2 separate regions of the Homo sapiens genome follow, and region 2 is linked to region 1. The links are chromatin loops, found by intact Hi-C in ENCODE. Cell type or tissue: HepG2. All regions are shown on one strand. Each heading gives the region's core, and the rest is flanking DNA. Links, peaks and the distances in the headings are about the cores only. Region 1 overlaps APOO (apolipoprotein O). Region 2 overlaps APOO (apolipoprotein O).

The links. Peaks named below come from ENCODE experiments on the same cell type or tissue, not always from the same donor. Only the 100,000 strongest peaks of a DNase experiment are listed, where the experiment ranks them.
Region 2: a loop joins it to region 1, with 2.8 times the contacts of the local background. A loop is called at or near these places in 5 of 110 quality-filtered maps.

Annotation. Positions count from the first base shown.
Region 1 is chrX:23,899,792-23,904,192 of GRCh38, forward strand. All of the region lies in intron 1 of APOO (apolipoprotein O), which reads right to left. Among named protein-coding and RNA genes, the nearest start is that of APOO, 5.9 kb to the right of the region's middle. In HepG2, for the core only: CTCF peaks have their summits at 2,231 (motif pointing left) and 2,854 (motif pointing left); DNase peaks (open chromatin) are centred at 1,430, 2,220 and 2,830.
Region 2 is chrX:23,839,675-23,844,075 of GRCh38, forward strand. It overlaps APOO (apolipoprotein O), which reads right to left. Exons shown (of 9, transcript NM_024122.5): 8 at 639-703. The coding sequence ends at 668. Among named protein-coding and RNA genes, the nearest start is that of SAT1, 59 kb to the left of the region's middle. In HepG2, for the core only: no CTCF peak of the experiment used is centred there; a DNase peak (open chromatin) is centred at 2,367.

The DNA.
Region 1 (4,401 bases), core at 402-4,401:
GTTCGTTTCCTAGCCTCTAAGAAGTTCCAGTCTAGCCTAGAAAGGACATGGGTGTGGAACACATATACATATAGATTATAAATTAAACCTTTACGTCATAAAAGTCTACAAATATCAACAGGCCTCATGGGGTAATCAATTCATTTATCATAAATGTCTGGTACATCATCTACTTTTCTCCTCCACTGTGCCTCTAATCTCTCCGTTCTTTTAATGTATCGTTTTACTTCTTCTTTCTCCTCTTCCAGTGTTAGTTACAACTGTGAGGCTATCTGCATTTCAGAAGTAGATAGAAGAATGCTACAGTGTCCTGAGCAGAATTCATTTCCAAATGAGAAGTGAAATAACCCAAGTTAATTCACGTTTTACAGTTGTTAAGTCCAGAGTGCTAACCTGCAAGCATAGATTACTTCAGTGGACAAATGTGATACAAGAGGAACAGAAAACACCTTACATTGATATAGTGCTTTGTAGTTCACGGTTCTTTTCGCATATTATCTCAATTGAATCTCCCAACAATCCTGTGAGATACAGAGGGACATACTACTATCCCCACAGGATCATGATCAGAGGACGCTGAGAGATTAAGAAATCTCAACTGGCCCGGCATGGTGACTCATGCCTGTAATCCCAGCACTTTGGGAGGCCAAGGAGGGCAGATCACTTAAGGTCAGGAGCTCAAGACCAGTCTGGCCAACATGGTGAAACCCCATCTCTAATAAAAATACAAAAACTAGGCCAGGCGTGCTGGTGCATGCCTGTAGTCCCAGCTACTTGGGAGGCTAAGGGAGGAGACCGGCTTGAACCCAGGAGGCGGAGGGTGCGGAGAGCCAAGACTGCGCCAGTGCACTCCAGCCTGGGTGACAGGGCAAGACTCCGGCTCAAAAAAAAAAAAAAAAAAAAAGAAATCTCAACAAGGTCGCTCAGCCAGAAACACAACTAGAACCTGAGGCTGAAAAGATTGCATCCAGAGCTACAGAGCAGTTTTTTCTTCGTCTCTGTGATCCACTGTCTAACTTCTTCGAAAGGTAAGAAAGGAAAAAGAAACAACCAATTGATTCTGCACATAAAAAATGTATTTATGTGAGTAAAAATGTAGTTACTATAATTCCTCAAGAAGAATTCCCTTGAAGATGCTTAAACTGTTAGGGAAAAAAAACCTTCATTATCTTTCCAAATATGTGGCTTTTAAAATAATGCTCAAGTATAAAAGTTACATTACTCTTCCAATTTACAGATGATTTTCCTTTTCCATTTAGCATTGTAATTCTCCGCGCAGTTCTAGTAACATACTAGTAACATGGTAAGAAAATTAATTTCAGGAAGACAGGCAATGTAAGTATTACACTAAGCCACAAAGAATGTGTGAGGTAATAACACCTCATAGTCATGGACATGTTCACTCAGGCTCCTTGGTGTGGTGAGCTCTGAGTACAGGTCATGTTATTTGCCCTTGAGGAAGGAAGTGACACAGACCAGTTTTCACTAGGCCACCTTCTTGCCCTGGAGGCTTCAGTTAGCAGCTGATGATTTCCCAATTTCCAGCCCACGTCTGTGGCAGGAAAAGTCCATACCCTGGGGTTCTACATCAACTGATTTCCCCCTTCCAATGCCCAGATATTTCAGCAAGCCCAACCTGTTCAAAACCAAACCATCACCTCCCCCTCAAACCAAATTCAACCTTCTTCCACTTTCCCACCTCAATGAATAGTTCCCACCTCAATGAATAGATCCCACAGTCAAAAGTCAAAAGCCTGGGCAGAAACCTTAATTTATCCTTCTCCCTCATCTACCACATCCAACTGACTACCAAGTTTTGAAATAAAAAATACTTTTGGAGAGCCCCAAGACCGTGCACCACCGTAACACAGGTAGTTACAAGATGCCATCTTACAAGATGCCAACTAAAAGTAACAGCTCACATTTCTTCAGCCCTTACTTTGGGCCAAGCACTGTTCTAAGCTTTGCGTAGGAATGAATTTAATCCACACAATAATTTGAGGTTGGTAAGCATCTCATCCTTGTTTTACAAATGAGGAAGCAGCTACAGAAAACTTTAGTATCTCTCACAAGGAACACAGTGAAGCCCAAGGTCTTAACACTGTTCTGAACACTCTCACACTTCTGTGTCCTTGCATGTGCTTTTCTTCTCTGTTTGGAAGGCCCTTTCAACCTTGTCTGCCTAGCTCCAAAGATCAGCATAGGCATGTTCTTCTCTATAAAGCCTTCTGATGCCCCCTGCTGTTGCTCTTCCCTCTAAGTCAGTAGATCTCAAGGCTGGCTGCTTGCTCCAAAAACTAGATGCCTAATCCTACCCCTAGAGATTCTTGATGTCATTGGTATAGGTTCTAGACTGGGCATCGGGACTTTTAAAAGCTCCCCAGGTGGCTCTAACATGCAGTCAAGGTTGAGACCCACTGCATCGTTAACGGACCTTTAATGTCTGTGCTGGTAAGTGCATTGTGAGCTTCTGAAATGAAAGTTTCATAATCACCTTGGGGGGCTTTTTCAAAACTAGCAGTTCCTGGACGCCAACTAAAAAGTCAGTCAGAACCATGCGCAGGGGCTTGGAAACTGTCTCCTTGAATAATTCTGATTTGTGGCCAGATTTGGGACCTCTCTCCTAGATAAGAACTGGGTCTTTTCACTTGTACCCACCAGGGTCCAGCATGATGCCCAGCCCATAGTTGGACTAGGATAAAATCTGTGTAATGAAGGAAATCTAATAACGTGAATCTGGGTATATGTATCCAATATTCAAACTTCCTGCAGCAGCACAAGGAAAAGCTGCTTCCTACAATGGAATGCAAATACTGGGCAGCTTTTCAAATGTGTTTTTTAATCCACCAATGCCCCCTAGTGACCTGAAGATGAATAACTATATCAAAACATCGCAGTATATATTTTAAGTACAATGTGTACTTAATATGCACATAACTAGTCAGACACACTGCACTTTTACTACCATTGTACTTTTACTACCAACACCTATACTATTAACTCCTTTGCCCTCCAGTTCTAGTTAACCCAAGCTGTTAACTCCCAAACCCCGATCAATCCTACCGTTTACTCCATCCCCACTCTGCACAAACATACAGGAGTGCTCTCAGCAGAGCCCTCAAAGGGTCTGGCCTATCTTTTTGTTCCTTGGTCAGTGCCTCTCCCAAATCCCACCATGTTCATAAGACCATCCATCTCGAAAACACAAGAACCATTCATCTACCGATTGGCTTCAATTCTTGCTAGTCAAAGGGGACCAACGAAAACTATAGAACTAGTTAAAAAATGGAGAATCTGGCCGGGTGCGGCGGCTCACGTCTGTAATCCCAGCACTTTGGGAGGCTGAGGCGGGTGGATCACAAGGTCAGGAGTTTGAGACCAGCCTGGCCAGCATGGTGAAGCCCCGTCTCTACTAAAGATACAAAAAATTAGCTGGGCATGGTGGCGCGCACCTGTCAATCCCAGCTACTCAGGAGGCTGAGGCAGAGGAATTGCTTGAGCCCGGGAGGCGGAGGTTGCAGTGAGCAGAAACTGCGCCACTGTACTCAAGCCTGCGTGATAGAGCGAGACTCCATCTAGAAAAAAAAAAAAAAATGGAGCATTTGAGGCCGCATCCCAGACCTACTGAATTGGAATCCATTTTAACAAGAGTCACATGCCCATTAAAGTTTGACAAGCACTGGTTCTCAACTACTAGACCTAACATCACCATTTTATGACAAATATTTTCTGACACTCTTCTGGTATCCTGAAATAAAATTCATCACTAAGTTACATGCATAAGTCCAAAAAGTAAATCAGTATACTCTGATGGTAGCATAAAGGTGAATAAAAAGGAAAGATTTATGTGAATTATATTTCAGTATGTAAATGTTCAACACAACTAAAGACATAAAGAACAACCCCATTTTCAGTTATAATTTTTGCAAAGTTAAAAACGAAAAAAGAAAAAAAGAACAACCCCACAAGTTTCCAAAACATACCATTCTGTTGAGTCGTACCATTCTATGGAGAACCACTGGTCTACAATCTCTCGCACCTTTCTTTTCCTTCCATCTCTCGGGTGGGAATATCTCTCCCTTGCACAGCTGAGGTATTCTCTCTAGAATCTTGACTGAACATATCCTTCTAGTTACCAAATTCTCTCTCCTTCCCTTGATAGTCAAGCTTATCAACCATCATAGTGTCCACTTACTTGGCCCTCAGTCACCAACCCAGGTTAATCTACCCTTCACTTCCATCAGTAAACCTAAAGTATAAGGATCATGAAAGCTTTCCAAAGTGCCCAAATCAGTGAACACGACTCATGATATGTAACTAACTCATATCTCATCTAGCTTATATCTCCGTCATGGACATTGTTGGTTGCATATCCAGTCTCTATTCTCCCTCTTCCTTCCT
Region 2 (4,401 bases), core at 240-4,239, 60 kb before region 1:
TATCTCCTGGCTTCATCCCCTCTATAAACATATCACACTACCTTTTTTTCATTTAACAATAATTGTGCACACGTTCCCATGCAATTAAATACTGTAGAAACAGAATAATAATATTCTTCTTTATAGATATACCATAATTAAGCCATTTTCCTGTAGTTGAATATCTAGGTTGCTTCCAAATTCAATTACAGTCTTCTAATTACCAGGAAATCACAAGTGCTATTATACAATTTTTCATATATACACAAACAATATAACTAGTGTTTTGAGCCTCTCTGTAACAGTCATGCATTCCAGTGTTCACTGAGTATTAGATAAATACAAGTGTACTTACTATAATAAAGTGTTGTTTGAAAAAAACCTAAGGAATAATGACACTTTTCAATTGTTTGAAATACATTTGTAGACAAATCCCAACTGTCTGGTTCTAGCTTGTCTAAAAAACCCAGGTAACATTAGTGGAACAAACACAAATAAGTAAGTCACAGCATTTAAGCCCAGAAACTAAAAGATGGAATAAAATATTTTCACATCAAATTGAAACTGTTATAATTAATTAAATTAAATTAATTAAAAACAAGTCATTTCAGCTGGCACTACAATGCTGAAAATAATCACAGAAATTTCTTGTTTTTTACCTGATTAAGATGGCAGAGCATGGAGTTTTCTACTTAGTTCCAGGTGAATTCTTCACATTTCCTGGCTTTTAAAACAAAAGAAAGAGCTTGAATGCAGTTTGAAAAGAAATAGTGCAACTCCTTAGTGTCCTGAGTATTTGGCTGAACATGAACATTAAAAATTATTATGGGGGACAGGGTCAAACCATTTTATTGAGGACTTGGGGGGTTGTTGAAGAAAGGCTGAGGAGGACAATGAGATCCCACATTCTCGCAGTTACCGACCATTAAATATTATTTTACTGCAAAGTGATCCATCTGTCAGTAAATTGAAGAAGTTACTAGGGCTCTCTGAGGGCCCTACTGTAGAGTGACTTGGGCAGAGAGAGCAGGAAATAAAGCTCCATTAATCCTCATTATGCAGATTCAGCCAAACAGTTGATTCTAATTAAAAAATCAATATATCTTCCTTTTATTTCCTGAAATAAAGGTTTTACACCTATGGGAAGGCTTCCTGTAGGTATTTACTCCATGCATTATTCACCATTATCCACCATAGGGGCCAATCCACAAAACATGTTTACTCTGAAAGAAGTTAGACCACACCCATTCTGCCCAGTGGCCCTCCGGGAACATATAATTAGGCCATGTAATCCATAAGAAGCAGTGTAGGAAAAGCTTCTAGTGGGAAAAGTTCACGTGCTAAACTTTTAAGGCCTTACTTTCTTTTCTATACGTTTTTTAGACTTTAATTCTGAAAACACATTAATAGTCAGAGATCAGATGGCAGTCTGAAAAACAGGAGGCTGCAGCTGGGCGGGCCATGGGGGCTAAGATTCTGTTGTATAGACTTGGAGCAGTTTCTCCTGGTGCCCCTCTTTCAGAGTTATTCATGGATGAAGGAAGAGGAAAAGGTGAGAAAGCAGGAGCACGTGACTAACCCTGTCATTTCAGAGCATGGTTTCTAGGCAACTTTGGGGCTCCCTGGAGTGGCTGAGAACTGGTCTATAAGTACTGTTTTATACCCGTTGTCCCAACATAATTAATAGTGTCCCCTTTCACTCTCAAGAGTATCCTGGTTTGCCGGGCATGTTGGTTCACGCCTGTAATCCCAGCACTTTGGGAGGCCGAGGCGGGAGGATCCATTGAGCCTGGGAATTCAAGACCAGCTTGGGCAACATAGAAAAAGAAGTTTAAAAAAAAAAAAAAAAAAAAAAAGAGTATCCTGGTTTTGATGATAAAGTATATGGTCACCACATCCACTTGATGATGGAGTTCTGGGAAACAAGGCCATACGAACTGCTTGGCGGACCAATGATCAACATACAATTCTCAGGTCTACTTGATGCTCTGAACAAGAGTGCTACAGGACTGAGAATCTGTGCCCTTCTCCTCCTCCAGAGCCACTCCCCACCCTGCCTCCTCACATGCATGCACACAAGCGAACACACATACCCATATGTGAACACACACCCACCTACAACCCAGAGGCCTTTTTGCTGTTGCTCGAAATTGACAAACTCCCTACTGGGACAAGACCTTTGCAAAATATACCCCACTGACCGAGACCAGACAATCCCAATTTTTGCCTAGCTAAATGTTATTCATCCTTTACATCAAGGCTTTCTTTGTACCCTGTCCTTCAATTTAGCAGAACCTTCTATTCCCTTTCATAGCACTCATGTACTTCCTGATTGTGTAATTATTTCTTTCATGTTTGAGTCTTTCATTAACCTGTAAGCTTCATGAGGGCACAATATCCCTAGGGCCTCCTAGCACACACTATTCAAATATTTGTTGCATAAACAAATGGAAAGCCAGGGGCAGTGGCTCACACCTGTAATCCCAGCACTTCAGGAGGCCGAGGCGGGTGGATCACTTGAGCCCAGGAGTTCAAGATCAGCCTGGGCAACATGCTGAAATCCTGTCTCTAAAAAAAATACAAAAATTAGCCAGGTGGGATGACACATGCCTGTGGTCCCACCTACTCAGGAGGCTGAGGTGGGAGGATCACTTAAGCCAGGGAGGTTGAGGCTGCAGTAAGCTGTGACTGCACAACTGCACTACAGTTTGGGCAACAGAGTGAGACCCTGTCTCAAAACAAACAAACAAATGGAATGGGGTAGAACTTAGAGATCTGATGAATGTAAAAAAGCTTGGGTTTCTATTTTCTTAACACATCCATGAACACGAATAACAATTTCTGTTAGCAAAATTAAAACTTAAAAAAAAATCAAAACATTGATTTCTAATTAGTATGACTGCCATGTGAAGGCTGATTGCCAGCCAAACCTTTGAGGTATAGCAGCCTACTGAAATGTCTGGGTCCCTCACCAGACTAATGAAGAACAAGAAGAGAGAAAAAAAGGCTTATAAGGGCCAGTGAGATAATCATGTCCAACAATCGGGTCTGGCATAAAAACAAGGTGGTTCTCGGCAGGGCGTGGTGGCTCACGCCTGTAATCCCAGCACTTTGGGAGGCCAAGGTGGGTGGATCACCTGAGGTCAGGAGTTCGAGACCAGCCTGAACAACAGGGAGAAACCCCGTCTCTACTAAAAATACAAAATTAGCAGGGCATGGTGGCGCATGCCTGTAATCCCAGCTGCTCGGGAGGCTGAAGCAGGAGAATCGCTTGAACCCAGGAGGCGGAGGTTGCAGTGAGCCAAGATCACGCCATTGCACTCCAGCCTGGGCAACAAGAGTGAAACTCCATCTCAAAAACAAACAAAAACAAACAAACAAAAAAACAAGTTAGTTCTCTACTTAAATACAGTTTAGGTCTGAATTAACATACTGCTTGCCAAATACTTCCAATGATATTCTTATATATTCTACTATCTATACTCGCCAGTACCTCAATCTCAAAAAAATAAGATGCTAAATTCACAAGCTTTTTTATCTTTTGGACAATAAGAAAATGAGCACACAAAAGCATTCTTCTGATTCAGGAAAACAACTTTGTTGCTAGGAAAATTTTCTTGTTTGGTTACATATCACTTATAGTATAACAAAACAGCACAGTCCAATATCTCATTAAAAAAATATTGAGCCCATCCACCACCCTGTCACAAATCAGATCTCTCTTGGCAGAGAACTCCAGGATCTCAGACAAAACAACATTCTGACTTCAAAAAACAGTTCGTGATTTAGCACAAGCCAGAAATCATTTTTTTTTGCATTTTCAGACAGAGAAAGTTTTATCTAGAATATTTTGTAACTCATTTTCATACATATCTGATTTCAGTTTTTATTTTCTTACCACGTCCATGAACACAAATGACAATTTCTTTTTTTTTTTTTTTTTTTTTTTGAGACGGAGTTTCCCTCTGTCACCCAGGCTGGAGTGCAGTGGCGCAATCTCAGCTCACGTAACCTCTGCCTCCTGGGTTCAAACGATTCTCCTGCCTCAGCCTCCTGAGTAGCTGGGATTACAGGCGCCCACTACTACACCCAGCTAATTATTGTATTTTTAGTGAAGACAGGGTTTCACCATGTTGGCCAGGCTGGTCTCAAGCTCCCGACCACAGGTGATTTGCCTGCCTCGGCCTACAAAGTGCTGGGATTACAAGCATGAGCCACCGTGCCTGGGCACAAATGACAATTTCTGCTAGCAAAACCAAAACTTTTTAAGAAAATCAAGACACTGATTTCTAATTAGTATGCCTGCCATGTGAAGGCTGATTGCCAGCCAGCCAAACCTTTGAGGTACAGCAGCCTACTGAAATGTCTGACTCCCTCACCAGTTGAATTATTTTCAACAATTACTTAACTTCTCCAAAATGC